Regions from separate parts of the Homo sapiens genome. Here region 1 is linked to region 2. The links are chromatin loops, found by intact Hi-C in ENCODE. Cell type or tissue: heart left ventricle. All regions are shown on one strand. Links, peaks and the distances in the headings refer to the core of each region. The heading gives the core; the rest is flanking DNA.

Evidence for each region. Hi-C counts contacts between places; a loop is a spot of excess contacts. Peaks named below come from ENCODE experiments on the same cell type or tissue, not always from the same donor. Only the 100,000 strongest peaks of a DNase experiment are listed, where the experiment ranks them.
Region 1: it touches region 2 in a loop (2.4-fold over the local background); 2 of 110 quality-filtered maps call a loop at or near these places.

The regions. Positions count from the first base shown.
Region 1 is chr5:60,397,919-60,413,751 of GRCh38, reverse strand. It overlaps a transcript of PDE4D not described here. Among named protein-coding and RNA genes, the nearest start is that of PART1, 82 kb to the left of the region's middle. In heart left ventricle, for the core only: no CTCF peak of the experiment used is centred there; no DNase peak of the experiment used is centred there.
Region 2 is chr5:60,579,132-60,594,964 of GRCh38, reverse strand. No RefSeq gene overlaps it. Among named protein-coding and RNA genes, the nearest start is that of PART1, 99 kb to the right of the region's middle. In heart left ventricle, for the core only: a CTCF peak has its summit at 8,453 (motif pointing right); no DNase peak of the experiment used is centred there.

The DNA of each region.
Region 1 (15,833 bases), core at 7,679-10,178, 180 kb after region 2:
GAAGTTTCTAAGCTGTTTTTCCAAAAAAAAAAAAAATAAACGAAAAAAGAAATTCAAAATTAAAACAAACCACTCCCAAATTCTCTTACATCCATGGCATTCTGAATTTATAAGGATAGGCTTTGGCCCTTTTAGAATCTGGTTTTATGAAGGTGGAAGGAATGACAAGGCTTAGTGCAAAATATTAAAAGTACCTTATGCCCTTTTACCAAGTGTGCACCACTGCGTTCCTGAGTCTGTGTAGTCTTCCCATCTATTTCTCCTTTCGTTTCTTCCTCCTTCTCCTTCCTCCTTCCTCCTCTCATCTTCAGAAAATGAAAGGCTCTGGAAGTCTATTGTGTGTGAGTACCTTTGGGACCAATGTAAAACATAGAGCAATATGCATGCAAGGGATGCTTCTCCTTCAGATTGGAAAAAAAGTGGATTTAAATGAAAACAGACCTGACAATATACCTTTTTCTGCCTATAGGTTTGATGAGGTAATGTTATAAAGTATATTGCTCTCTAAAAATCCTGAGGGTTTTTGAGTGAATGATGTAATGAAAGTAAGCTACAGTAGTCAGTAGGAATATAATCTAGGAAGTATGTCCTGGGATAAATAAAACTGTTGATAGCATGAACGTTATGTGCTTGTGAGCTCAGCTAGTGAGGGGATGAAGGAGCTTGCATTTATTAAATAGCTTAGTTAAATGAATTATACATATATTCCATGACTTCAACTATATAATGTTGTAGTTAAAGTCATCATTTTAGAATCAGACTGAAGTGGATCTAAATCCTGGTATTATGACTTAATATTCACCTAGTCATTAGCAAATGACTCCACCTCTAGCCTAGCCTTAGTTTCCTTATCTATAAAAAGTATTTGATTAAAACCTACCTTAAGGATTTGTTGTAAGGGTTATAGGAAATAATGCTATAGGCTTTGGCAAATAAAAAACAATCAGCTGGCTGTTATTACCTTACAGTGGTTACATATTTTTAAATAACCAAAATAATTGACATAAAATTAACAGAAAAACTTAACAAAATGATTTAGTAAATAACTTAAGATCTTGGAGTGCCTCATAGTCATCATTGGAAACATAAGGAGTATTGTACTTTTCTAGAACCAATAACATAATTCTGGGTGATGGAATCCTTTTGCTATAAGTATCTATGTGAATACACAAAACATGCAGGGTTTGAACTAAGCATCGAAGAACGAGGATGATTTGAGAAAAAGTTCTGTCTCCTTGGGAATAATACAAATCAGTGATCCAGACATGCAGAAAAAAGACAAAAACAAGGTGGAATGTGGTAGAATACTACACTAAATTATTTGAGACTGCCCAAATACCTCCAGATGGAGTAAGGCTCTCTAAAAAGATATTGACTGGTTTTTCTATCTCTTCTGGATTGCTCTTTCAAGTGAATGTGTAAATATGTCTATAAAAACGATGCAGTGTTGGGTAACGGCAACAAAATTATTGGTCTCAGTCTCCCTTGGCTGTTTTTTCCCCTAATTTCTTTGTGTTTTAGTTGATCTACTTGCAAGATGGAATAGTGGAGATAACATTTTCCTAGTGTTCTTTTGAAGACACGTATAATTGTAGTCCTATTGTCCTGAGACTGAATGTACAGATGAACCCAGCCATGAATGGAGAAAACCTCAAGAAAAGTGAAAGAAACAAAAACAAGCCAACAGCTCCTTCACTGGGATAAAAACCCTCAGCTAAAAAGAGATAGTTACTCTAAGAATTGTACTGTTTTATTAAGTTAGTGACTTAAAATATTAATCTTTTTGAATATAATTTGGCATGGGGAATCTTTGGGAAGATAAAGATTGTGGTCAATATAACACCTATCTAGCCACCTTTTTTGCGGGTGGTTGGGTCAGTAGCAGTGGAACAAACTAGTATGTAAATTGAGATTTCTAGGAAAGGTGGAAAATATCTGGGGAACACCATTGGATCATAGCTTAGTTATTGCAGCAATAAGAAAAATATATTTCTAACTTTAGGGTTAATTTCACTCACGTTTTCCTTCATTTAGATCTGGTTTTTAATCCCTGATTTAGAGCCGATCTTTTAAATTGTCATTTTACTTTTTTAGAGCTAAATGGTTTGAATTGGACTTAAATATTCGGAAATAATGTTAAAATGTGAAATTCGTTGCTTTTAGTATAAAATAAATGTATGCATTGAAAAATTCTTTTTACATGGTGATTACTTTCATATATTGTGATGCCTTGGTTTTATATAATAATTGCAATGATGATGATGATGATAATGAGATTAGCTAACACTTATGTGATACTTCCCTTTGTGACATGTCTGAATTTCTTCTGGTTATGTCATACAGTGGTGGTAATAATACACGTGAAAGGCCAGGATAGTTCTAGCCCTTACATAAGTTTGCTTTATACTTAAGCTAGTCTTTTAGTCCGTTTTTCCTTTAAACATCATAACCTATTTTGGTTATAGCTACCAGTTGTAACTATTTTCACATAGATTTTTACAGTTAATGGAAAATGAACCCTTCTGGAAGTTATCCTTTTTATCAGCAATGAAAATTATACCAGTGCATGCTTTATTACAACCTAGAATGAGTGTGACTTGAAAAAATTAGAACTTACCAAGTTGCTTGACTCCCTCTTTGTCCAGTGCAGCAGTTAATATCTCATCTCCCATTCTCTAGGGCCAGTCAGCCTATGTTCAAATGTCAGTTCTTCCATGTATTAGCTGCAAAACTGACCTGGGGAAAAGTATGCAGCTTTTTTAGTTCACTATTCTCATACGTAAAATGGGGTAATGGTACCTACTTCATATGATTATTGAGAAGTTTAAATGAATTCCTGTTAGAAGCAGTAAGAACAGTGTCTCTCCCATGGCAAGTGCCTTATGTTTTTAAAATAAATATAAATGTCTGAGGCTCATTGCCATCATATTATCACAGAGCCTGTATCAAGGACATGGAGGCAATACCTGCAGTGGCCAAGCATGAAAATCTTTGACAGTTCTGTTACTTGACAGCTGTAAGAGCTTTGGAAAGTTGCTTAACCTTAGACTAGCTCTCCTCATTGTAAAATGGAAGTCAGTCATAGTGTCTGCTTTGTGTGGTTGCTGAGGATTAAATGAGATGATATTTGTCAAGACTTGTGGTGAGTCACAAAGTTCACTGACATCTCATCCAGATGGGCGGAGAAGAGGTAGCTTCTTAGTTTTGATTTTAACTAATGTGATCTTCCTCCTGAGCAAACCACTGCTGATTAGAAGGAAAAATAAATTAAATGTCTAAGCTGTCTTAGTCTGATGTATTGATTTTAGATAATGCTCTGTCTCTAGGAAAAGGTGCTCAGACTTTCAGATCTCTGTGTTCCAGGATTTTCCAGGTTTCTCTCCAAGATGATGTCTGGTATGTAGGGGAGGGGAGGGGCTTAGGCAGCCTCTTGGTGGGAGAGAAAAGTCTGGACCCATAGGCATAGTCATGGTGTCCACTGATCGCACTTCAGGAACAGAGACCAATGCCTCTGGATGGACTCTCCACACCCAGCCTTTGCTAGGGTGCCATCACATTATTTGCCAGGCTTGTGTTCTAGCTCTCAGCTAGTCACTTTCTAATTTCCCCCTTAAACACCTGGACTCCCAGCCCTACCTCAAAGGTTGCCATAGGGAACAAAGAGCTGCTCAGAAAAGCTAAACATCGAGGCCTCCCTCTGCCTAACTCCCTCCAAATGTCCTTGGTATGGGGCAGCCTGAGAGGGCATATCTTTCTAGAGCCCTGAACAGGAATGGGGCAGAAATCCTTCATCCCTCGGGCTCTCCTCTATCCACACAAGAGTCTTTAAGGCACACACATCTGACTGCTTTGTTCTTCCCTGCTTTTCCTTCTCACACTCCTGGGATGAGAAAGAGAGATGACAGTTTCCTCTACACTCTTCTAGGCCAAATCTTCATTTCACCATGGAAGAACTCTTTGAGCCAAATCATTTGGATATGTGAAAAGCAATACAGACATTTAAACATTCTTCCTCAAGACAATATGTCAGTAAGACTTGGCAAATGGCCTGTTTTGAATGCCAGATGCTGAATATTAACTCCTTCTTCCTTTATCTGTCTTAAGAATGTTTTATAAATTTGAAAAGCAAGGAAGAGCACAGTGATGTTTTCCAAAATATTAATCCAAAGTAAGCGCATAATCAATACAAGCTTTATAATGATGATGATGATGATGATGATAAAGTAACCATTAGCACAGGATAATTGCTATATAGATTGTTTTTACCCTTGGATAGCTTCTGGTTTTAGGGAAGAGACCATAACTTCAGAGCACTTGTGCACTTGGCATCATGACACGTAATTGCTCCGCCTCTCACAATTCTCACCCCCTCTGCCCCCTCCCCATCTCTCTGGCCACACAAGACTTTCTGCTCCTGGAACATGAAATGATTTTTCCTGCTTTGGGGTATGTAATAATTACTACTCTGTCACCTGAAGCCCTGTTTCCCATATCTTTTCTTAACTGACTTCTCATTTTCAGTCCCTGCCTTAAAAGCTGCCACCTCGATTTTCCTGGATCTTTTCTGGCCACCCTAACCGAAGTAGCCATCCCCACTTCCAGTTACTCTCCATACCACATCCTCCTTTTTCTTTTCTTTTCTGCATAAGTCACTATTTTATGTTTACACATTTTTTTGTCTTTCTACTCCACTAGAATGTAAGCCTCAAGAGGACAGGGGCTGTGTCCGCTTTATTCCCCACTGGGCTGGCAGAGGACCTGGCACAAAAAAGAGCTCAATACATAGTTATTGAATACATGATAAGTGACTGAATGCTATCTTATTTCAGATAAAAAGAATCATTATGATTATTAACATTGGTGACATGGATGTGCATGGAGCAAAAGTACCTTGCATAAGCACAGAAATAAGGATTTTCTATATTATATTTATTATGAACCATAGTAATGGCGAGAATATCTCTCTCCCTTTATTATTTTGTTCTATAGTGATGGTGGTGGTAGAGTGGGCTAGCACTGCCTCTTAAAAATGATAAGAAGTCCTTTGAAGGAAGACATCATGCTCGTATTTCTTTCACACTTTTTTTGATATTTAGCTGCTCAATACAAACATGTTGGTGATCATTGGTGGAGGGAGTGGGGAGTGGGTGAGGGAAAATTACAGGCCCTCCATTTGCATATGATTAAACTGGCAAGACTTTCCAGGCAAAGCAGTGCTTCAGAAATTATGTGATTGACAGAAGGAAGGTCACATATGTACTTTCTAGAAGAAGAGTAATTGTCAAGTTGTGTGCTGAGGAGCCTCAGAGCCTCAGTTGGCAATGGCTTATGTGGAAATTTTCATTTGAACAGAGAGTTTTAGGGCCACACCCAAGTGGAAACTACTTATTTCAGGATTGGAGCCTCCACAGAGAAAGATCAGAGGTGGGAATGAAACAAGAAATAGTTCCAGAGACTGCTGCTGTGTAACAAATTATCTTAGAACTTAGCAGCTGAGAACAACCATTTTTTTTATGCTCACGCAGGAAGCTACAGGTCAAGAAGTCAGTGAAGGCACAGCGGGAATAGGTTGTCTCTGCTCCAGCTGTGCAGACTTGAAGGGCAGGGGAGACCGGATGCCAGGATGGGGTCACATAAAGACACCTTCCCTCACATGTCTGGTGATCAGGATGGCTCCGTGTGGCTTAGTGTCCTTACAGCCTGGTGGTTGCATGTTGTCAGACACTGGGTGTGGAGCTCAGGACTCCAAGCATACGAGTTCCAGTAAAGAAGACGGAAGCTACACTGCTTTTCATGTCCAACCTTGGAAATCACACGGCCTCACTTCCACTGTCTTCTCTTGGTTGCAATAGTCACAAAACCCACCGAGTTCAAGGGAGATGACATAGACCGCCCTTCTAAATGGGAGGAGGGTCTAAGAATTTTGCAGCCATGTTTTAAACTAATATTAGGTTGGTGCAAAAGTAATTGCGGTTTTTGCCATTAAAAGTAATATAAGGGGCCAAGCGTGGTGGCTCACGCCTGTAATCTCAGCACTTTGGGAGGCTGAGGTGGATGGATCACCTGAGGTCAGGAGTTTATGACCAGCCTGGCCAATGTGGTGAAACCCCATCTCTACTAAAAATACAAAAATTAGCTGGGTGTGGTGCCGTGCGCCTGCAGTCCCAGCTACTCAGAGGCCGAGGCAGGAGAATCGCTTGAACCTGGGAGGCGAAGGTTGCAGTGAGCCGAGATCGTGCCACTGCACTCCAGCCTGGGTGACAGAGTGAGACTCCGTCTCAAAAAAAAAAAAAAAAAAAAAAAAAAAGGAAAAAGAAAAAATGTAATACAAATGTAAGGATGAAAGAAGCAAGCAGAGGGGAAGAGAGGGGTCTTGTATTCTGGAAAGGGAGATAGGCTTGTGACTGCGCGGATCCAGGTTACATTTACTGCACATGTGCCCTGCTTTTTTTGCAGCTAGAGTGTTTTGATGATCTTCTGAGAGAAACGTCTCCTTCCTCAGCTCCAGTGTGCTCGGGAGCTAAGAGCTGCAGAAAATCATTTGAAATCTTTGGTGGTCATAATAAAATAGGTAAAGGTACTCTCAGGTACTCAACGACCCTCTTGTCACCAAGCAGCTCCTCATCAGAACTTCTCCAAACATACACTCTCTCCTTTCCACCTCCAGCTCATCTTGCTTGGCCTCCGCTTTTTCCGTCACATCTCATCTCCTGGCCTTTTTCATTCCTCATCCCTACCTTATTTCCAATTTCAGTCACATTTCGGTGAACACACTGCTCTTGGTGCTTACAGCAAGGAAGGCTAGTTGTGTTGAATTTATAGTACTTTTTCAACCAGCCATTGGGAAGCACATGGAACTCCCCACACTCATTTTTACTGCCATTTTTTTTTCAACATAATTTACAAGAAATAGAAGGAATGTGTATTAGCTAATTGTGCCACGTGGTCCTATTTTCTCAGCAATACTTATTTTTATTAATGCAGCTGATAGAAAATGAGGCAAATTTTCATCAAAAAGCTTGCTAATGTAAAACTGAGAGTACCAGGCAGCCTGGAATAAAATAAAGAAACACAATTGTAATATTACTATTTTGGGAGTTTTACATTAAACTCCTACACAATAATCAAAGGTGGAAGTGTGATCATAAATTTTAGCTGGAATTTAGGAATGTGGCAGCAACTCTGGGGCACATTTACAGGAAAATCATAGACTCAAATGGAATTTGCTGAGGACTATATATCAATTTGCCATCAGAGTAGACAGTATTAGAAACCCTGGACTCTTCCCATTAATCATTGTAGATGTGGCATCTCAAACAGAAGAGAGTTATGGCGGTTATAAATCGTGCACTGAGAGTTGTTTTTTACTTTAGATAGAGAAAACAGTTGAAAGAGTTTGGGATAGCAGATGTATTGTCTCTGGTTCCTCCTTTTAGTTTTAAAAATTAATTGTGCATTTCAGAATCCTGTACTTTAAATATTTAGACATGGCAAGTTTTAAAAAGAAGATATGTAGGGCACATACTTCTCATCCACTGCTGACAGGCATCAGGAATGGGGTAAATTTGGATAGGAGATGCTTATCCATTCTATGTCACTGCAGATATGAAATTTTGTCTTATTGTTGTTTTGATTTAGCAGGAAATATCTTTATTATTTTTTTTCCAATGATGAGAATGGAAATGTTGTAATTAGTTAAGTCTGAAACTATGATTTAGGAAAGAAAAAAAAAAGTGCAAGATGATCTATTGCACAGAGAGCCACCCAGAGCCCATCTGTTGGATAGAATAAGGAACCCCTGTGGGTGTAATTGGGGCAGGAAGAAGGGGCAGGATATGGTGGAAAGTGCTTGGGTTTTGAAGCCCAACTTGTTTTTGAGTCCACGTTCTATGTTTTTCCTTTGTGTTCTTGAGCAAGATACTTAACTTCAATAATCTATGATCTATACATTGGGAATAATAATCACTATCTAGAAATGGTGTTTTAGAGATTAACATATTATAATAACCTTGGTAAAGTATCTGGCTTATACTCAGTAGAAGTATCTGCTTTATACCCAGCAAATATTCCTTTTCAAATAGATGTAGGCCACTATGTTATAATTAATAAGCAATACCATAAGCATTTGAATGTTTCTGCACAATGACCTATTTGCTGTCTTTTGTTAAATTTTCTTAGTTGGGGGAGTGAAACTCCTGACTAGCTTTGGGCTGGATATAGCATAGCGGTGCCCACCTATGTGGAATGGTTTGAAGAGTCCTCGACAGGGCCAGTGACCTCATTGTCCTTCATAGAGCCAAAAATTGCGCCAGTTACAGATTCAGTCCCCTGAGTTTTGAACAAACTTCCAAAATGCCAGATCTTCTATTATAATGCAAGTATTCTTGGTAGTTGAGAATGGAGGAGAGTTATGAGAGTGAGGTGAAATAGGTTAAGCTACAGGTTGCAAACTCATTCCTTGCTCCTCTTGGGAAAACTGGACAGTCAGATGACACATTATTGCCTGGCTGCAATTGGCTGCAAGGGGCAGCTGCCCAGTTTTGATGGGATGCCCACTCCTGATAGGATACTGATCCCTTTCACCTTACTCTTGGCATTCTTTAGACATTTTCACTGTTTTCCTGGCCCTTGCAACACCTGAAAACTTATTTGCCCACAGTTAATTAGAGAAGAGAACTGACAGATGTCAGCCAAATTTAGTTGAAAGCGGGTAGTCTGTATGTCAGAAGGCTCTATTGTTCTTTCATTATATGAGGTAGGGCAGGTGGCTGCATCTTTGAACTCTAGTTTCCTCCTCTGTGAGAAGATGGCTTAGAGGTTCCACAATCTCTCTACTTTTTCTCATTCTCTGGTTCCTGATGGTGATCTGGGTTCTACCTGAAGGGAGCCCAGGATTAGAGAAAGGAAGAATATTACAGGCAAACTGGTCTCTTTCCAACATGGCCCAATCCCTCTTGGCGGAATCTGCTTCAGGGAAGTTAAGCGTTTGTCTAGAAATTATGATGTCATGTTACGGAGCCCTTATTCCCTCCTCTATAAAACAACTTTCCTGTTGTCAATTCTTCTGTAACTATGTTATCTACTATGCTGACCACAGGGTACATGTGGCTTTCCACATTAATGAAAATAAAAGAAAATAAAATATCCTGTTCCTGGGCCACACAATCTCATTTCCAGGGCTCAATAGCCACATGTGGCTAGTAGCTACTTGGCAGAGGAGACACAGAAAGAACATTTTCATCATCACAGAAATTCTACTCTTGTAGAGAGTGCTGCTCTAGAAGCTTTAGGCCACTGAAGTTGTATTCAGCGACCTGACATCAGAGAGTTTTTGTAGTCACTTGAGCAGAGGTAATGCAATCCCTGGGGAAGACTTCCAGTTTCAATTACATTCAGGTTAACAAAGCCCATTGTTCCAACCAAAATAATAGTTGCTCAACATTCCATTCTGATGATTTTTTTTATCCAAGCAGTCAACATAGTTTCATTAAATACCACCCACTAATTGTGTACTAGTTAAATGAGGAATGAATGTGGCTCTGTCTCCAGATAAATGAATAGAGAGAGAGACAAAAAAAAAAAAAAAAAAAGAATTGGCTGACTCGGGGTGCTGGGTACACAAAATAACTTGGTTAGGCTGTAGGATCAGAAAATCTCTCTAGATCTTTTTTCTAGAACTTCCTTTTTCCTAGATCTTCCTTTCTGAGGAGAATCGCTCAGTTTTAACAAAGTGGCCAGTTTACACTAAAATGCTTGTCATTTATATAAAATATTGGCATTTGTTGCAATATTGCAAACCAAAGAGTCATTGAGTTCCAAACTAAACAAAAGTTTTATGAAACAGTTTGTCCTGTCCAACCTTAAAAAGAGAAGGCATTTACTATATGCCAAGCATTGTGCTGCCTGCTTCACGTGCATTTTCTAATGTGGGTTTCACAATACTTTCTTGACAAAGGTCAGCTGTGCACCTACCTGCTGGAGAGACAGCATCAGGAAGGAGGGAAAGCAGAGGTTGTGGAGTACAGCAGACTGGGCTTAAATTTCAGCTGTGTTACTTACTAAACTTCAAGACTTTGGGCATTTACTTAACTTCTATTAGCTCTAGTTTCCCTGTCTGTAAAATGGGGGACATGATACCTGCTTCATGTGATTGTTGTGATGATTAAGTCAGACAAGGCAAAGGAAGTGCTTGGTGCAAGACCTGGCACACAGAACATGAATACAGGGGAAGAGGTCATCTTTTCTGTCCCTACTGAATTGTACCTTGTATATATTGGACACTCAGCAAGTATTTGTTGAATAGATAGGTGGATGGAAGGGTGGAAGTCACATCTACAAAACATTCTTCATCTGCAGAACATTTCCTGAGAGTGTAGGTGGTTGCCTAAGTACAATGATTTGGGGAGGCCAAAAGTCTCTTATTCAACCTCAAACATCATCCCACTGGCTCTGGCTGCTATTTTGAAATTTAAGTATTCTTCATTCTATTCAGTTATATGTCCCTGTTAAAAGCAAATATTACTTTAGAGAAGGAACACACTAAGCTATTGTGTGCCATGGTTTTGGTCCACCTGCCGAGCCTCCTAAGACAGCACTGTGGAGTGGAAACACCTCTGATCTGGGAGCTGGATATTCTGGCCTCCAGACCTGGCTGTGCTAGCATCTGGCCTTTCCTGGGCCTTGACCTCAGATTTCCTATTAATTAAATGGAGGATTAGACTAGATCTTCTGTAAATGGTTTGGTTTCTGGTTTTATAAGTGGGTTACCAGGCAAGTGAGTTTTCATGTTGAGGCATGGGGCAATGCCTGGGTTGGATGGCTTTGGAAGGTGGCAATGTGGGGATTATAGCCCTGCAAGGACAGGGAGCTTCTGTCCAATGTGGTTACAGGGTGCCTGATAATAAGAGCATAAGGGACATACCATGAAGGAACAGGGGATCAACAATGACAGTTTTAGGACTGTTTCACAGCTTTGTTAGATACCAACCTGGTTTATAAACATCCCTTAGGAGTCTTCCTGGATATTAAGCATCAACATAAGATCACCTGGAATGAAGCCAGTTGACTGCTCCAAACGTGATCTTCAAAACTGGGTGCCCTTATGCAGCAAGGCTTGTGTGTATTGTGGAAAACTGCTCCAGGACATTCTGAAGCGTGACTGTCCACTCGGTGGTGCAACCACGGACTGCCAGAAGCTACTGGCCTGGAGCAACTGGCCTAGCCCATAGAAAGCAGGAATGAAGCAGCTCTTCGTGGCTGTAGGTGTCCCACGGAACAAGGGTAGAGCCAATTACTGAACACCTCCCACATGCCAGGCACCATAGTGGGCATTTCACACACATTGTCTCATGTAAACTCACAGCTGTTCCATGTAGTAGACATTACTGCCTTCACAACACAAATGGGGAACTGCAACTCAGAGAGGAAAGAAGTAGAGGTGAGATTTGAGAAGATTTTTGGATGCCAAAATTCGCATGTCTTCCCATGTATGTCGCACAACCTCCAGGATGTTCTGCAGATATCACTTGCTGTTATAGTTCAATGTTCTCTACCCATGGGCATTTAGGGTGGAATTATTGTTCTCACATTATTGCTATTTCAGGCATTGCTGGAACAAAGAAACAATCACCACCAGTGGCCCCATCTACTCTGAGAGAGAGCGTTTGAAGTCATCAGTCGTATTTTCCAGCTGTCAGGGTTCCAATTTAAGTTTTATGTTGGATCTTTTTCTCTTTACTCTTGGTTGATTGGAGTTATAATCTGTGTTTTCTTTCCCATTTTTGGGTATTCACATTTAGATTTTATTGAGATTCATTTCATAGTGCTTTAAAAGGTTAACAAGAAGCCTGAAACTCTCTGGGTTTCTTATTAAGATGCAGCAGGGAAGAAGACAGAGTGTTTCAGTTTATTGGGCTAGACATATCTGTTGATTGACGCAGATGCTGCAAACATGTTCTGGGAACCATTTCAATGTTCTGTAATAAGTAGCACATTAATCAGGACTGGGCAAACTGGAGGGGTCTCAGCAGGGTTGGAGTTTCCTGGGAAGTGCCTATTAAGATGAAGAATTAGCCAGTGCTCACGTTTAACACGTAGACTCCTGAGATGCGGCCTGGAGGGAGATGCCACAGAGTGCTGATCAACATTGGTGCGGATCACTGACGTGTGATCACTTTCACCTGTACATCATTATCAGTTCAAAGCCTCCCCCTGCCCCGTGGGCTTGCCGTGAGAGGGAGGCTCCATCCTCTTTTTTAACATAAGGGCAGGAGGGTGTGCACACTCCAGAGATGTGTGTCATTTACTCTTTGCAGCTTCAGCAATTGAGTAGACTGAAGAAAGATGTTCGTGAAAGGTGGACTTTTCTTTTTATCATCATTTGCCCTTTTTCTAGATTTTTCATTGTGAAGTGTGTTATATATTCAAGACTTTATATCATGTCATCAAAAGCCTAACCATAAAATAAGTCTTGAGTATGCCCACTGTACTGTATGGAGCATGAAGCCGGCTTTTTGTGCAGTCTCCTTGTTGGAACCACTCCTTGAAATTTGGGCTTATCATGTCCTGACTTTTCTGGACAGTTTTACCACATAAGATAGTTTGCTAAACATCTTCCCCGTATTTAAAATGTGGCTTTTGTGTAATAAAGCCCTGTGGACTCCATAGCAGTACCAAGTTTACAAAACTACCCCAGTACCACGGTTTTGTAAACAGTACCCCTGTTTGCAAAAACTGGCTCTGTTTTAAAATAGCTTAGATGGCCTTTATCCCAAGTGCTTGTGTTTTGATTATTCTCTGATGCAGAATTAAATGAAGAAATTTGTGCACGAAGCAAACTTCACCTCTGTATCCCCCAATACCACATGATCTCGGCTCACTGCAACCTGTGCCTCCCAGGTTCAAACAATTCTCCTGTCTCAGCCTCCCAAGTAGCTAGGATTACAGGTGCCTGCCACCACGCCCGGCTAATTTTTGTATTTTTGTTAGAGATGGAGTTTCACCATGTTGGTCAGCCTGGTCTTGAACTCCTGACCTCAAGTGATCCACCCAACTCGGCCTCCCAAAGTGCTAGGATAACAGGCGTGAGCCATCGCACCCAGCCCCTCAGTTTTAATTCTATAAATTAATGGATTTTATAGTAGGATGTTAGGACAAGAAATTTATATGTCATTACATATACTTGGGGATTGATAAGAATTTATATTTCTTTTTTTTTTTTTTTTTTTTTTTGAGATGGAGTCTTGCTCTGTTACCCAGGCTGGAGTGCAGTGGTGAGATCTTGGCTCACTGCAAGCTCTGCCTTCCGGGTTCACGCCATTCTCCTGCCTCAGCCTCCCGAGTAGCTGGGACTACAGGCGCCTGCCACCACGCCTGGCTAATTTTTTGTATTTTTAGTAGAGACAGGGTTTCACCATGTTAGCCAGGATGGTCTCGATCTCCTGACCTCATGATCCGTCCGCCTCAGCCTCCCAAAGTGCTGGGATTACAGGCGAGAATTTATATTTCAATATAGCAGAAAACTAATGAAAACTTTCGAACCCCAGTCCCATCCACTTCTGTTTTACCATTCCACATTCTTGTGTAGTGAGTATGGTTCTGAGGCAGTGGTCACTTTGTGATGCAGTCATGAAATAAATAGGAGAGAATCTGGCCATACTTGTGTTTTTCCAGATCCAAAGGTAGGATAAGCCTCAGATGCTGATGTGAATTTAGTGAGGGGTCCTGATATGGCCTGATGCCCTTGCTGTTACTCTGGTTGAGCACAAATGTGTCCTTTTATATCATATATCCACTTGAGATCTTCAAGGCAAGCAATTGAAACAGACTTTGGCTGGCTTAGGCATAAAAGTAACTTCTTGAGAGATACCAGGTTATCTGGTGGACTCACTGTAAAGTTGTAGGAACCAGACTTAGAATATGGGTGGGGAAAAAGGGAAGCCAGAGCCAAATTAAAAGTCACACCAGAGAGCCAGCTTGGGGAGCCATCACTGCTGCTCCTGCTGAACACTGGGCATGGGGCCGGCACGGCCACTGCTGGTGTTGGCCTTGGATACGGTTGCTTGGTGCTGCTGGACCTACTGGCCTGGCAACTGGCTGCTGCCACCACAGTTGCCAGGATGAAGTTTCTCTGTTCTCTGAGCCACTGGCCCCGGATTTGAAGCCCCAGGATGGATGTATATCATTGTCTATGACCATGATCTGTGCCATGACTGCCAGAGAGTCTGAAAAAGAAAGAATCTGGCTATCTTGACTGCTGTAATGGAAGGGGCTTTGTTTCCCACTAAGATTCACATGGCAGGAAATTCATCAAATATAGGAAGGGTTTCAGATACCAGAAGGCCACAGTCTGACAATACATAATCAACTCATTTTATCTAAAGGCATTCTTTTGAACCTTTAATTTTCCTTCTTGCTGACATCTTTATTCTTTTAAGCCCCTTATTAATAGTCTGTATTTCAAGTAGGAGAAGAAAATATAAAGAGATATCCTTCAGTTCCTTTTCTTTATAGCTTTCTTGAAGTTTCTATAAGCAATACTAAGAGGTAATATAGCCTCTGTCACACCCCCACCCCAAGAAATTGGATTGGAGAAGTGAACACACCTTCTGAGAGTGCAACTATAAAATAGGCCTAGAATGGATCAGATGAAAGGAAATAAAAAGCAATTATTTAAGTGGGGCTTAGATGTTGCTTAAACTTGGCTTTTCCTCCTCTATAAATAATCAAATTATAGATCTCCAGGGACCTAAAATGTTAATTTTGGGATGTATGCCTCATTGCAATTCAAAGATAGGTGGGTGCTTAACATGAGGAAGTAGAGTTTAGTGATTACAAACAGGGTGTTGGGGTTGGACAGACCTGGGTGCAAGTCCTTGTTCAGCTGTGTGACTTGGGGCACATTTCTTCACCCTCTGAGTCTGTTTCTCATTTGAAAAAGGGCAGTGGTAATCTTTATCTCACAGAGTTGGTATGGGAATTGAATAAATTCATATATGTAAATCCCATATTAAGTATTTAGTAAATAGCTATTCTCATTCTAATTCCTGTTATAGGAGAATAGAGGAGAAGTTGGTTCTCTTAAAGTAAAAATGGGTTGCTTTTGGAGGAAATGTCAAGCAGAGGTCAGTTGACAATGCAATGGGTGTTGTAGAGGAAGATCTAGCACTGGGGAGTAAGTGTGGTGGACTGAGGGATGTCCCAGGTTCCCTTCGATAGCTAACTCTATGGTACAGTAACTCTCTTGAGAACTCAGACAAGGATTAGTCCTCTCAGCTGGGCTACTCCTGATGTTGATGGTGAAACACCAGCCACTCAGGCAGTGTCCATCAATGTCAACCCTAATCTGGAAATGAACTGACCAGGCCAAGGTAGAAGCCTGTTGGTCTGTCCAACTAGTAACAGATCCGTAAAAGTGACAGCCACTTTTACCACCATCATTATAGCTCTGACCACTTTCCCTGACTTGATTTGGCCAATGTGTTGTGTGAGTGGTGGATGGAAGAAGCTAATACAGCTATGGCCTTCTTCAATAATGGTGAGGTACCACTATCATTTGCAAATCAGTTCAAAAATAGGAGGTCTTCCCAGCTGGGCACTAAGAGCTAATTCTCTTGGGCAATTTTTTTTATTGCATTCAACCATAGAAGATTAAAAAACAAAAAAGAATGGCATTTTCTCCTCCCAAAGCAAAACCTCTTGGATTCATGGTCTATCCTAATTATATCTTCTGGGGTAATCCTGAGAAATCTTGTCCATTCCAGTAGAGCCTGTGCTGTGAATAACTGTAAGAGTGCTCACCTAGTTTTGCTACAGTGCAAGAATTTCAAGGTCTA
Region 2 (15,833 bases), core at 7,497-9,996:
TATAATAAATGTTTATTGTTTTAACCCACTTAGTTGAAGAATAACTTGTTATAAAGTGACCTAGATACAATATACTTTCCAATCTCCATACCCTTCCCTCCCTTCCCTTCCGTCCCTTCCCTCCCTTCTCTCCCTTCCCTTCCCTTCCTTTCCTCCCTTCCCTCCCTTCCCTCCCTTCCTTTCCTTCTTTTCTTTCCTTTCCTTCCTTTCCTTCCTTCCTTTCCCTGGCTCCCTCCATCCTTTCCTTCTTTTTTGTCTCAGGACACTGGAGATCTTCAGTACAGCAGTTCCCTGGTTCCCATTTATCTGCTGTTTCACTTTGTACAGTTTCAGTAAGCCACGCTCAACCACAGTCAGAAAATATTAAATGGAAATTTCCAGAAATAAACAAGTTTTAAATTGTGTGCTGTTCTTATAGCATGATGAAATCTTGGACTGTCCTGCTTTGTCCACTCTGAAAATGACTTATCCCTTTGTTTCATGGATCCATGCCTGGTAGACCAGGTACATTGTTAATGAGCAGTAATATTTTGAAAGGAATCTTTTTTTTTTTTTTTTTTTTTTTGAGCAGCAGATCTCAATAGTGGGCTTAAAATATTGAGTAAACTATGCTGTAAACAGATGTACTGTTATCCAGGCTTTGCAGAGCACAGGCAGAGTAGATATAGTGTATTTTTTAAGGGCCCAAGGATTTTTTGAATGATAGATGAGCATTAGCTTCAGCTTCAGGTCACCAGCTGCTAACAGGAGAGTCAGCTTGTCCTTTGAAGTTTTGAAGCCAGGCATTGGCTTCTTTATAGCTATGAAAGTCCTAGATGACATCTTCTGCCAATAGAACGCTGTTTTATCTACAGTGAAAAGCTATTGTTTAGTGCAACCACCTTCATCATTGATCTTAGCTAGATTTTCTGGATAACTTGCTGCAGCTTCTCCAGCCTTTGTTGCTTCACCTTGCACTTTTCAGTTAATGGAGATGGCTTCTTTCCTTAAACCTCATGAACCAGGCTTTGCTTGCTTTCAACTTTTCTTCTGCAGTTTCCTCACCTCTCTCAGTCTTTATAGAATTGAGGAGTTAGGGCCTTGCTCTATAGTAGGCTTTGGCTTAAGGGAATATTGTCGCTGGTTTTATCTTCTGTCCTGACCACTCAAATGTTCTCCATTTCAGCAATAAGGCTGCTTAGCTTTTGTATCGTGTGTGTTTACTGGAGTGGTGCTTTTAATTTCCTTCAAGAACTATTCCTTTCCACTCACAACTTGACTAACTGTTTGGCACAAGAGACCTAAACTTTCCTTCTATCTTGGCTTTCAACATACCTTTCTCATTAAGCTCAATCATTTATAGCTTTCGATTTAAAGTGAGAGGCGTGCAACTCTGTTTCACCTGAACAGAGGCCATTGTAGGGTTATTAATTGGCCTGACTTCAATATTGTTGTGTCTCTGGGAATAGTGAAGCCCAAGGAGAGGGAGAGTGATGGGGGAATGGCTGGTGGGTAGAGCAGTCAGAACACACAACATTTATCGATTAAGTTCTCAGCCTTATATGGGCATGGATTGTGACACCAACAAACAATTACAATAGTAACATCAAGTTCACTGATCACAGATCACCGTAACAGATGTAATAATAATGAAAAACCTTTGAGTATTGTGAGAATTACCAAAATGTGACTCAAAGACATGAAGTGAGCACATTACTGTTGGAAAAATGGCACCAAGAGACTTTCTCAATGCAGGGTTGCCACAAACCTTCAATTTGTAAAATATGCAGTGATCTGGATACAATATACAATATAATCTGTGAAGTGCAATGAAACCAGATATGCCTGTGTATATAGTGTTCAATACTATATGGTTTCAGGGCCAGGCATGGTGGCTCATGCCTGTAATCCTAACACTTTGGGAGGCCAAGGCAGGCAGACTGCTTGAAGCCAGGAGTTTGAGACCAGCCTGGCCAACCTGGTGAAATTCTGTCACTACTAAAAATTTAAAAATTAGCCAGGTGTGGTGGCGGGCGCTTCTAGTCCCAGCTACTCTGGAGGCTGAGGCACGAGAATCACTTGAACCTGGGAGGCAGAGGTTGCAGTGAGCCCAGATCACACCACTGCACTCCAGCCTGGGTGACAGAGTGAGACCCTGTATCAACAAAACAAAACAAAACTATATGGTTTCAGGCACCTATGGAGGTCTGACATATCCCTAGCAGATAAGGGGGAGTTACTGTTTAATGTGGAATAGAGTGGGGATCGCAGCAGCATCATCTTGCTCCTAATTTCAAAGAGGAGGTTTTTAGCATTAGAGTATTTGTAGATACCCTTTTATAATTTTAAAAGAAGTTATTTTCTATTTCTATTCTATTGTCAAAAAATTTTTATTGCTCGTTTTAACCATAAGTTGATGTTGAATCTTAATCAACTACCTTTCCTACATTTGAGGATTTTATAAGTTCTATCTTTTAGTCTATCATTGGGGTTATATTACATTAATTGATTACTAATATTAAGCCACTTTGCATTCTAGGAGTGGCATAAATCTAATTATGATGTATTATCATTTGAATATATATATCTAGATTCTGTTGCTAATATTTAGTTTATAGTTCTTGTATCTATGTTCATGAGTAAAATTGGCCTGAAAATTTCCTTCTCTTACTATCTTTGTTGACTTTCTGATCAAGGTTATAAATTAAGCTGAAAATTACTCTCTTTTTCTATATATGGTTGGAATTATTTCTTTCTTGAATCTTGGGTGAAACTTAGTTAACTTTTAAAAAATAAATAATGTAATTACACCGAAGTCAGAAAAATGGTTTGTATAATTTCAAGTCTTTGAAATTTGTTGAGACTTGTTGCATAGCCTAGTATATGGTCAATTTTTGTTAATATTCTGTACACATGAAAAGAATATGAATTTTGCATTGATTACAGTTTTTTTCTCTCTCTATAAAATCTTGTTTAAATTTCCTACAATTTTACTGATTTATTTTGCCTGCATATATATGTGTGTGTGTGTGTGTGTGTGTGTGTGTGTGTGTGTGTGTGTGTGTATGTTTTTTTCCCCCTTTTCTTTTTAGAGACAGGGTTTCACTCTGTTGCCTAAGCTGGAGTGCAGTGGTGCAGTCATAGCTCACAGCAGCCTTGGCCTCCTGGGCTCAAGTGATGCTCCTGTCTCAGCCTCCCAAGTAGCTAGGACTAATTATGCTCAGCTAATTTTATTCAAATTTTTTAGAGATTTTGTCTTGCTGTGCTTGTTACCCAGACTGGTCCCAAACTCCTAGTCCTAAGTGATCTTCCCACCTTGGCTGCATTTATATTTATTATTGAGAGAATTATTATAGATTTCTGATTAAATTCATTTTGAATTTTCATATTTATCTGGTGGACTGACCTTTTTATTTATCATTATAAAATGTCATTCTTTATCATTAGTAATGTGTTTGTCTGTAGTCTTTCTGTATTATATTTTAGGTGTATCTCTTATAAACAGCATGTAGTTTATGTTTTAAGAAGCCAGCTTCACAGTCTTTATTTTTAATTGTAGCATTTAGACAGTTTATATTTAATACGATTACTCTAATTTTGGGTATAAATCTACTCTAATTTTGGGTAAAAGCACCTTTACTGATGCTTTCTAACATTATCTTCACTTTCTTGCCTTTGTTTGGATTTTGGAAATAATTTCATGGTTTCTCCTGCTAATTTTGAAACTTATGCACTGTTTCCAGTCTTCTTGTTGGATTCCCTAGGAATTATGTCTTTTATACTAACATATCAAAGTTTAAAGTTAGTCAGTATCTTTTCCCTCATCCCAGACTATTTAGGGACCTTAATGCAGTAAGAACACCCTTCCAATTAGATATTATTATAATGTATTATGCTTTATTGCTTTTTAAACTTCATAATATATTGTTGTTATTTTATATAGTCTTTGTTTACTAGACTTACCCATGCATTTTACCACTTTTTTTCTTCTTAAAGTAAATTCTTTAGAATTTATCTGCAGTAAGGGATTGCTTTGTTTTTGTCTGAAAACTTTTTAAATTTTGCCCTTATTCTTTTTAACAGCTTTATTGAGATATAAGTCACATAACCATACAATTCACCCACTTACAATGTATAATTCAGTGATTTGGGGTATGTTACTTTTTTTTTAAGTTGTGGTAAAATATATATGGCAGAAAATTTGTGTTTTAGCCATTCAGTGTACAATTTAGTGTAAAGAATGCCATCATTGTTTAAAGATAGTTTAACTGTAAGTTATGGACTAAATATTTGTCTCCCCAGAAAACTCATGTGTTGAAATCCTAACCCCCAAAGTGATGGTATTAGGAGATGAGGCCTTTGGGAGGTGATTAGGCCAAGAGAGTAGACCATGAATAGAATGAGTGCCCTTATAAAAGAGAACCCACAGAGCTCTCTTGCCCTCTTTCTATCGTGTGGGGATACAATAAGAAGTCAGTAGTCTACAACATGGAAGAGAGCCCTCACCAGAAATGGACCATGCTCACACCTTGATCTTGGACTTCCAGCCTCCAGGATTATGAGAAATAAATTTCTATTTATAAGCCACCCAGTGTATGGTACTTGTTATAGCAGCCTGAACTGACTAATACACTGTGTATAGAATTCTAGGTTGATAGCTATTTTATTTCCATATACTGCAGTTATGCCTTTGTTAGCTGGCTTCCATTACTGCTGTTTAAAAGTCAGCTGCCACTCTAGATATCACTTCTTTATCAATAATGTGCCCCTTTCTTGGCAGGCTGCTTTTCTCTCTGTCTTTCGTGGTCTTTCATTGATGTTGCTATATCTTGGTGTGTACTTTTTAAATAATTATCCTGCTTGGGATTTCTTGAGCTTCTTGAATCAGAAGTTTGAGGTCTTTTGTCAGTTTAAATATTGCCTTTGTCACAATCTCTCCTCTGCTTTTGAATCTTTAATTAAATATATGTTAGCTCTCACTCTGTCTCTTAATCTCAATGTATGTCTGTATTTTGGTGTTTCTATGCTGCTTTCTGGATAATTTCTTCAGAATGTTCTTATATTTCAGCACTTCTAGTCTCCTGTTCAATTCATATATCCACTATTATGGATTTTACATTCATTTTACTGTCCATTTTACAGCTCAGGAAACTGAGGCTCAGTCAGGTTGTGTAATATCCCTAAGATTACTCAGCTTGCAAGTAAAATAGATGGCAGTCAAAACAAGCACTGTCTAACTGCAAACCCCAGGCTCCTGACTAATGTGTTTCCAGTGAGCAATGTTTTATGGTTTTTAGCACATTTACTTTGGATACTTATGTATAAGCTCATTTGTCATTTTTCAACCTATACTTTAAAAAATTTAAGATCTCAAATTTCTTTTTGATTTGCAGCATTTTCATTGTCTTAACCAGCTTTGCCAAATTCATTTCCAATTTCTTTTGGTCTCTTTCTACAAATATATGCTAAAGATTTTTCATCGAATTTTCCACAAATTCCCACAAAAGATACTGCAACAGTGATGAAAACAAAGTCTTTCTTTGATGCTCTATAGACATAAGCATGTATTTGTTTTATTTTTAGGTATGATTTTTATAGTATTTTTCATTTTTATGTATAATTGCTTTTATTTTTAGGTATGATAAGTCAAAAATGTCATAGGGAGTATCATTGCCCTAAGAGACTCTGGTAAGAAATTTATCAAATGAATGTTCCATACAGAAAATTTTGAAAGAGTACTACAGCAAATTTTCAAGGTTGAAGACACTCTGTATGAGCAGGGTGATGGAATTCAGCCATTTCTCATTTTTATTTCTCACACGTCTTTGTGTTCCTGCATCTGCCTTCAGGGAAGTCGTGTCTGGGAGTCTAGCAAATTTAATAGACATATGGGTCACGACTTAGCACTTATGTTATCCAAGAGTTTGGTTTTGATTCCCACATATAGAAGAGTTTCTGCACATTGTTATAGGAAATATAACTTTTAAAAAGCTGATGTTTGTGAGCTGCTTGTGTACAGGAAGAAGAAACTAAAAATGTCTTATGTTTGGAAAGTCACACAAATCTTAAATCATGATTAAAAGAGGAATCAGTTAAAATGGTCCCTAGTTATATGGGTGTGGCTGTGGTAAATCATTACTTTTACCCTCAAGAACAAAACCCTATATATGTCAAAGACCTAGGGAAAAGTAAGAGTTTTATTACCTATCAAAAATCAGTATTTAGGAGAGATTCAACTGTATTTATATTCATCATCATAGTATTTTGAAGTACTCACTTCAGCATGAAACATAGGAAATTCCAATTTTACAGCATTTGCGATCGTGCGTTTTCTTGCTTAAGACAATATAACCTGCAGAGTGTAATACCTTGACATCACTGGGTCTTCCAAACAAGTTGCCGTAAAACATAAACTATGATTATTGAGTCTTAAAGAAATTATTTGCTCATGGGTACTCAAGTGATTTGAAAGTTGGGATCTAAGACCACGTTAATGAACAGAATTTGCTACTTTGTATCAACTTGGAAATATATTTCTTATTTAATTTTGTAGAACAAATATACTTCCTGGGATAAGTGGAGGATATATTAAGTACCCTCTGATGAATTTTTTCAGTGTCTAGTTAACTTAACGTTTAAATTTTCAATTTGAAGAAATAAACTGGGAACAGTAATGGGACAACAGGGTGCTAACCCAATAAAAAAAGTCACTTTCAGTTTGTTAGTGCATATTTATGTTGCAATGTAAGTTTCATAATTAAGTAGTGAATCTAAGTTAAAATTCTGTTTACAGTTTTTGCAAATTTCACCTTGGAGAATTGTTGAGTGAATTGTTTGCTTCATTTGAGGATGTAGAATAAATTATATTTTCCATAAAATGTCACCAACAGTGCTTATTTCCAAACAAAAAATAATTATGTATGTGGCTAGGTCTACTCACTTTGTAATACCTCTTTTGGGGCTCTTCTGTCAGAACTGAGGACACTTACAGTATCTAGAGCCTTTTCTAGGGAATATAACAAAAGCTTTTCTCCCTCTTCTAGCCCCCACAAATTTTACATCTTGCTGCCAGCGTATCTTTCAAAATAATAACAAGGTAGTCTTCTTGAGTAGTTTATAATGGATTTCTTTCTATGTTTAATAAAGCAAATGAAACTTAATTTTTAAAAAAACTAGAGGACTAAAAATTATTTTCATGAGAACTAAGTAAAATATAATTGATATTTGTATTAGTCCATTCTCATGGTACTATGAAGAAATACCTGAGACTGGGAGATTCATAAAGAGAAGAGGTTTAACTGACTCACAGTTCTGCATGGCTGGGGAGGCCTTAGGAAACTTACAATCATGGTGGAAGGTGAAGCAAACACATCCTTTTTCACAAGGCGACAGGAGAAGAAGCGCCGAGCAAAGGGGGAAAAGCCCCTTATATAACCATCAGATCTTGTGAGAACCCACTATCATGAGAACAGCATGGGGATAACTGCCCCCATGATTTGATTACCTCCCACTGGGCTCCTCTCACGACACGTGGGAATTATGGGAACTACAACTCAAGATGAGATTTGGGTGGGGACACAGCCAACCACATCAATATTTAAAATTGAAGTACTTCAGTTTTGATTAGTGTAGACTAATACAACATGCGAATGTAGAGGCCTTTTGCTCACTCTTCCCACTAAGAACTCAAGACCTTTGAAGGGTCCTGACAACAGACATTTCAGTGATAATTTACCAAGATAGCAGAACTGTTTGTTGCTAAAAATAGTTATGCAGGATAAAATGCAATCTATAATTTTATGAGAACCTGTGATTCTAGTTTACCTCCAATTACTAATATCCATATCTATGTTTGTATATTTTTTAATCAGGTGTGTTTTGGACTCAGAAGTTATTAAAAATTCAGTCAAATGATGGGAGTGATGTTTTGAAGATTAGAATCATGTAGCTGATTCACATGCGTTATTAGACCATGATAAGAAGCACAGAGGAAATATAACAAATGAAATCAGCCTTCTTGCCTACTGATTCTGCATAATTTTAAAAATTAAATTTGGGTTTTTGTCCATATGCAAATTTGTCCTAAAAATTTCCATCTTTTGAAAGCGTTTTGATACTTAGAAAAAAAAATTTAAGACTTTTCTAAATAGAATATACAAGATGGTACAATCTGATTGGATAATAATGCATCAGTGTTCTAAGTTAATAATTGTCTAAGGCAATAATTAACATTTAAAACATGCAGTGACATCATTTCTGAATTTTTTTCTACTTTCTACTTATCAAAATGCCAAATATAATTATACACAATTACTGCTTAAAGATGATGAAGGTTTTGATTTCAGAAAGTTCATCACTCTTACCTTTTCACAGAGAATTTAATTTGATGATCTATTAAGGCACAACAGGTGTCTGATTTAGCATATTTGACTATTTTCACAAGTCACAATCCATCTAACAAGGACAGATGTTCCCAGTAGAGGTCAGTCTTGTGTTGATAGTTATTGTATCATAAAGGAAAAACTAGGGATTTTATGTTTAAGTCCAGTATATTTGATATAGGTAGTAAGCCATTAATTGTGGAAGAAAGAAACTTAAAGATTGGTCATCTTTATTGTAACAAAAATTACTGTGGGTAATATTTTGGGTCCTTTATTACCATATGTTTTCCTCAAAACCCCAGAAAGCTTAACTGCTTGCTAAATACTCCCTAAAAGGAACTTACCAATGGTAGAAATGAACAATTATCTAAACGTAGCAACAGATAATTTGGGATAAATGTCAGATTATTGGATTTGAAACTGAAAATATTTCTTGCAAATTTCAGTTTGAGAAGAGAAACACAGAGGTAGGATAATTTCACGCATCAGCCCCTCACCTTAGCTGTCTTCTCTGCAATATGGGGACAACTGTGCTTGTTCTCTTTCCCTCAGATAAATCTTGTTTTATTCCTCAGACTAATGTTTTGGTCTATAAACCGAGAATTTTATAATAAATGCGGAGATGGCAATCGGAGATAAAGCATATGTTTACAAGTAATGCCTTTGGAGTTGTTGATGCCAAAATACAATAAGCAGTCAAACCAGCATAGCCCAGGAAACATCTTTGAGGTTACTGAGATGATAAATGACTTTACTGCAGGTAGATGGTGTGATGGAAAGAGCAGTGTGTTAGCAGCAGTGGTTCTGCCACCAGATAGCTTGAGGAGGCTTTAATTTCCCACACCTTAAATAAACATAATTAAGTAAACTGTGTTTGCTATGCAAATACAGTCTAAAAGCAAGACTCCTAGTTCCTTCTTTCGAACTAAATTATTACCCAACGGTCCTTCCTATTAGAATTTGTAGCACCAATATTAGTTAGAAATCAGAATATTTGGATTTTAACTTGTGGCACTGCCAGTTGGGCAAGTGACCTTGAGCAAGTCACAACCTCTCTGAGATTTGTCTTTTTCTCAGTAAAGTGAAGGGATTGGATATGGAAGGAACAAACTCCAGTGTTTTCCAGGACAGGAAGATATTAGAAGTTGCTGAGAATGGAGGGGTCAGTGGAGAAATGGAGTGTGCAGACCTTACAATAAGGTATCTGATAGAAACAAAGTGTTGAATGCTCTATGTTGGCCAAACTTATGCTTTATGTAGAGGTGGGCAGACAGATGCAGGTAAGAAAACTGGGAGAGAGGTGCCCAGTTACAAATGCAAAACTTCAACTCTGGTCTTCTGTCCGATGATCTGGAGTTCTTCCCACTTCGCCACACTAAGTCTTGTCGCTGACAGGAGTGTGTGGGCTTGATCTAAGCAAATCTCTGAAAGAGAGGGCTTATATTTGGTTCCCTTTATCCTCCATCTATGCCCCTTCTTTATTTTTTGGGTCCCTTTCTCTTTATCCACTACATCCTTAGTTGTGCTCAGGTGTTTCCTGAGCATGAGCTTTGTAGGCGACACATTTCAGGAGCTGAAACAGCCCAGACCCCACCTCTCTTTTCAGGCTCCCCACTATGATGTTGACATTTGCCCTCCACAGAGCTTATACCAGGCTGCATTATGTTTCTTCATGAAGACTAGTTAGCTAAGCAAGTACTTAGAGCCCTTTCATTCATTCAGTTTATTGTAGAGCCTTAATACTGCAGATGCTAGGCTGGGCAATGATGAAGGGAGAAAGACGGCTTTAACTCTGAAGGAGCCTCAGCCCAATGAGGAAAGCAATATGTCTACGTGTAACTCTAGATGATGAAATCAGACCCCTGTAGTGTGCAGGGTACACAGAGGAGAGATAATTTTTCCAGGGCAGTGGAGGGATATGCAAGGTGTTACTGAGGAGCTAATATTCAAGCTGAACCCTGAAGAATGTGTCCACTAGTGAGGAAGGCAGGGCAGAGGCATTTTCTCAGAGGAAATAGCATGAAATAGGATCTGGTGACAACTAGAAATGACTTACCATTCCATGTGGTCCAGGTAATGCTAATACTTCAATATAAAGTCTGACATGGCTCTCTGTAAAGGACTGAGTAATAAGGGGATTTCATGAACTGTGGCCAGGCAGGCAGCGGACTTATTTTTAAGTAAGGAGTTTTTTGGCACCTGTCAAATAACATCTCCGAGATGGCTTCCTTTACATATTCCAGGTCAGTTGATCCAGATCTCAATGCTCTTTGCAATTTTTGGATTCTTAGTAGGTTGCTGCTACACCATGGTTTCTCTTTCCACATTTTCACAGGGCATTCCTGCATTAGTCTGTACTGATGAGTTTACAATGGTTGCAATAATTGTTGGTGTTGATGAACCTTCCTTGCACTTTATGTAAAAGAGTGATCCTTTTATTGCCAGTTTCTATTTTTCCATCAACAGCCTGATATTCCATGCCTCTGGGTCCATACTGTTCCATTTCATAACATTTAATGAATGTTAGAAGTGGCTCTGCAAATGCATTGCCTTAATCTTGTTGCCTGCAGTGAGATGCTTTTAATATTTTCTCCACATGTGAACTCAGTGTTTTCCTTTAGGTTTTCTTTAATTTCCATGTGGTTAATGTCACTACTGCAGGGAGCCTGGATATTTATAGATTTTTCCCTTTCACTCTATCTTCAATAATTTGCTTTTGCATTCAGTGAACACATCCATCACAATAAATGGTCCTTTTCTCATTTGTATTGACTTGCATTTATATAAACCAGACTTCCTTTTTATAGTATTATCAATGTTCATGGCAATTTTCAGTAGCTTGGGGAGCTGGGTATGAGAGTTGGCACAGAGCTGCAAGTTTTCAAATGACTCATGTCATGATGCCTGGTTTCAAGCTTTATCATTAAGTCAAGACCAAAGTTATATGGGTTTTTTTCCTTAATTGCCTCAATATAAAATGAGAGTATTAAATAAGCATCTCTAAATTATTCCCAATTTCATTAAAATGTTCTTGATTTGATAGCCCTTTTGTGCACTGAAAGATGTAAAATATTCCAATTACATTGTTGACTATTCATAGTCAGTTCAATGTTATAAACTTGTATAGCTCCTAGTAGAAATAAACAGGGAACTGAGTTATATACAGTTCATATTGATCATTCTTAGATGCTATTGCTTTCTGATAGCTCAATTTATTTTAACAGAGTCTACAATGATGTCATTTTAAAATTATTATTTTAATATTTCATTTATATTCTTTTAATATAAGTTAATTTTTTCCTATCACTGTGCATGTCATTGGTTTGCAGATTGTTGGGAAGAATATCACTGGCAGGACTTGTATTGCTGTTCTTTAGGCAAAAGCAAACTGGTCAACCTAATCAAACTTTTTCTAGCTTGTGGAAGGCCTCTCAGAAAATATCTTTCAGAAGTAGCTCTGTGTGCTCAGACCCCTGGAACCAGTCATTCTGCTGCAACAGAGGCCTGTGCTTTCCTATTGCCACCCATTTTCACTGCTCAGTGGCCTCTTCAGATATTAGTGCTATTTCCATAATTCTAGTTGCATATGCTTTTTTGTTTCTTACCTATGCCACTTAAATATTGTGACATTTTGGGAGCACTTAAACATTTACTTCAAAACTTCACATCTTTGTGGTATTTTTCTATAGTAACTTGTGGTTGTTAGAAATGCTGAAAATAAATGGTGCTGGGATAACTGGGTAGTTAAATGTGGAACATTGAAACTGGACCCCTTTCTTTCACCATATAGCAAAATCAACTCAAGATGGATTAAGGATTTAAATATAAAACCTAAAACTATAAGAATCCTAGAAGAAACCCAGGAAATACCCTTCTGGACATCAGACCTGGCAAAGGTTTTATGATGAAGATTCTAAAAGCAATTGCACCAAAACCACAAATTGACAAGAGGGACCTAATTAAACAAAAGAGCTTCTGCACAGCAAAAGAAACTCTAAACAGAATAAACAGACAACCAACAGAATAGGAGAAAATATTTGCAAACTATGCATCTGACAAAGGTCAAATATCCAGAATCTATAAGTAACTTAAACAAATCAACAAGCAAAAAAACAACCCATTAAAAGTAGGCAAAGGACATGAACACTCATCAAAAGAAGAGAGATGAATGGATGAATGGCCAATAAGCATATAAAAATGCTCCACATCACTAATCATTAGAGAAGTTTAAATTAAAACCACAGTGAGATACCGCTCATACCAGTCAGAATGACTATTCTTAAATAAAAGTAAAAAAATAACATGCTGGTCAGGTTGCAGAGAAAAGGGAATGCTTATACAACTGCTGGTGGGAGGTAAATTAGTTCAGCCACAGTGGAAAGCAGTTTGGCTATTTCTCAAAGAACTTAAAACAGAACTACCATTCAATCCAGCAATCCCATTACTGGGTATATGCCCAAAGGAATAGAAATTGTTCTACCATATAGACACATACATGCTTATGTTCATTGCAGCACTATTCGCAGTAGCAAAGACATGGACTCAACTTAGATGACCGTCAGTGATGGACTAGATAAAGGAAATGTGGTTCATATATACCACAGAATACTATGCAGCCATAAAAAAGAATGAGAGATCATGTCCTCTGCTGGAAGATAGATGGAGCTGGAGGCCATTAACCTAAGCAAATTAATATGGGAGCAGAAAACCAAATACCACATGTTCTCATAAGTGGAAGCTAAACATTGAGTACACATGGACACAAAAAAGGGAACAAGAGACACTGAGACCTAGTTGAGGGTGGAGGGTGGGAGGAGGGTGAGGATTGAAAACTACCTATGGAGTACTATGCTCATTTTCTGGGTGATGAAGTAATCTGTACCCCAAACTCCTATGACATGCAGTTTACCCATAAAACAAACCTGCACATGTACCCCCCGAACCTAAAATAAAAGTTGGAATGGCAAAAAAAGAAATGCTAAAAATATATTATTTCATTATCCCAATAAGCTCTTACAGTAATTTTTTTATCTGTGTGGCTTTTTTGGGGGGTATATCTCCAGTATAATTTAAAATAATCAGTTAATTTTTGTTTTCTGGATTCAGTCATCTTTACTACCATATTAAATTATTTCGAAGACATATTTTTTTTCTCCACATTTTAGCATCTCTGAAACTAGAATGCATCTTTCAATTAAGGATGTATCACAGTTTAATTGGAAGCATTTTTTTTGTAGTGGTAGAAAAATTAGTTGTGTCCTAGATTTAATAAAATGTGGCATTTTATTTTTATTTTCCAAGGACAGATAATGGAAGGTGGTTCATTTGTTTATGCTTTGAGTAAGCATTCCTGAGTATTCTCTGAGCTTCTTTTCTGTCCCAATCTTTTCTATGCAAGTCTATCTTCTATCTTGTTCATTTATTTATTCATTCTCTGCAATTAGTAGAAGTATTTAACAGAAGGTAAAAACATTTGAAATTTTTTTACTCTGCTCTCCTAAATTTCTATGCATATGACTTTATACCTGGTCAGGCCAAAGAATTTTTGTGTAGCAGGGGATGGGAGAAGGAGAAATTATGGGAATAGTGGTGGGATTAGGACTTTTATAACAAGAATGCAAAGAAGAACCAGTGTTCAGCTTTTAATTACTGTAGGATGTTTCTAATAATGCTGGCAATGAGGAAAGCTTGACTTTGTCAGGAGAAGGAAGGATTTTCTAAATTTCTTTAAAGCTCAGATATGTAGTAAAAGAAAAATTTCTAGAATTTCTTCCAGAGTCTCAAGGTACTGGTTTATCTAGAAAGAATGATTTGGATTAGAGCAAGTAGATGCCCTCCCCTTTTGGTCTCATGGAATAAGAGTCCCTGTTTTTTCCTTAAGGTCCTTGCTTTTCCCCTTCTTAGGACTGTGTCTCAAATGGGGTGAATGTAGAAACATCAGGAAAGGCATGGAGGAGTCTGAGAACATTTGAGCTAGTGGTCTGCTCCTCTGTCAAAGCATGAGGGAGCACACAGACATTAGTTGGCTCCACTTCAGGCTTCAGGTCTGGGACACAATCAATAGTGAGAGAGCAATGACATGGAGGTAACCTTGGAGACAGCTAGAAGGATTGAGACTGAGGATGTGCTCCTGGCTCTCCAGGGCCTGCGCTTGGTGTGCAGGGTATTGTGTGGGTTTCCATGCCTGGAGCTTTTCTACTGCCTCAGGGACCTCTGAGGCCAACAGATCAGAAAAGGCTGTATCAGAGTGAAGAGACTGTAATAGAAGGAGCCTTTAAGACTAGAGGCCAGGATCAGTTTCTAGTAGTGTTTGTCAGCATTTTCCACCCCAAACCAAGTGTGAACAGTTTTACTCATTGTAACTGGTCCAGGGAGCTGAGCAACTTACCTACCTGCAGTAGAATACAGTGGAGATTCAGAGAACATCTCTTGAATCTGAGGTCTGCCTCTCTCTGTCTCTGTCTCTCTCTCTCTCTGTCTCTCCCTTACTCTGTCTCTGTCTCCTTCCAAAAAGAATAAAGTAAATGTCTTCACATACCTAGATGCCATCTTTGGGAGGAGAAGAGGGTAGGGACAGAACTCTGAAATGCAAGTGTATCTGTTTGGGTTCAATCAGAAGATAGAGAACATACAGTAATCTGAACAGGGGAATTTTAATATAAAGATAACTATTAATATAAATATAATTACTAAACAAAAATAAAAGAGTAGCTATAAGATGTAAGAAAACACATTATTGTACCCTGTGACTGAATGAGAGTAGTCAGGAAAGACAAACTCGGAAGGAGAGCCCTCTTCTTGAGGCTGGAGTTCAGACCTCACTGGAGAACACGAGATGCAGATCTCTGGATGTTAGAGGAGTTTCCCTGGTTTGCCCATGCCAGAGCTGGTCTGTAGTCACTGGGCAAGCAGAAGTAATCCTCTGGAGTGCAGGTGGGGCACAGGTGAGCTGCAGCTGGTGGCTGGGTGGGTACGCATGTAGAGAGAATGGGGATGCTGGTGGCAACCCTCTGGGGAGTGGCAGTTTTCAGTTACCCATGGCTGTGTAAGAGGAGTGTGCTGAGGGTTTGGGGGTACCAGTGTAGGCAAGAGGCCTAGAGTGTGCAGTATGCAGATTGTGAGGGTGTGGGAAGGTGATCAGGAGTCCTGGCCTACGCTGTAAGGTGGCCAAGGGACTGCACCTTCTGGACTAATGGCTGAGGCAGAACACCACTGGAGTCCTCACACCCACACCGCTGGCCCACTGTGCAGCAGCAAGAAACAGCAGAAGAGTCATTTCCTCCGGCATTGCCCCTCCAGCACCTTTAACTGTGAGAGTTTAGTATCATACACACTATAAAGGAGAAATGCTTAAAGGAATTCTGTTCATTATCACAGAGCATGTATTGAATGGTGAATTTGGAACTGAAAGGTGGTAAGTTGATAACTGGCACAATAAATCTTTATTCAGAAGAGACTAAATCATCCAAAAGA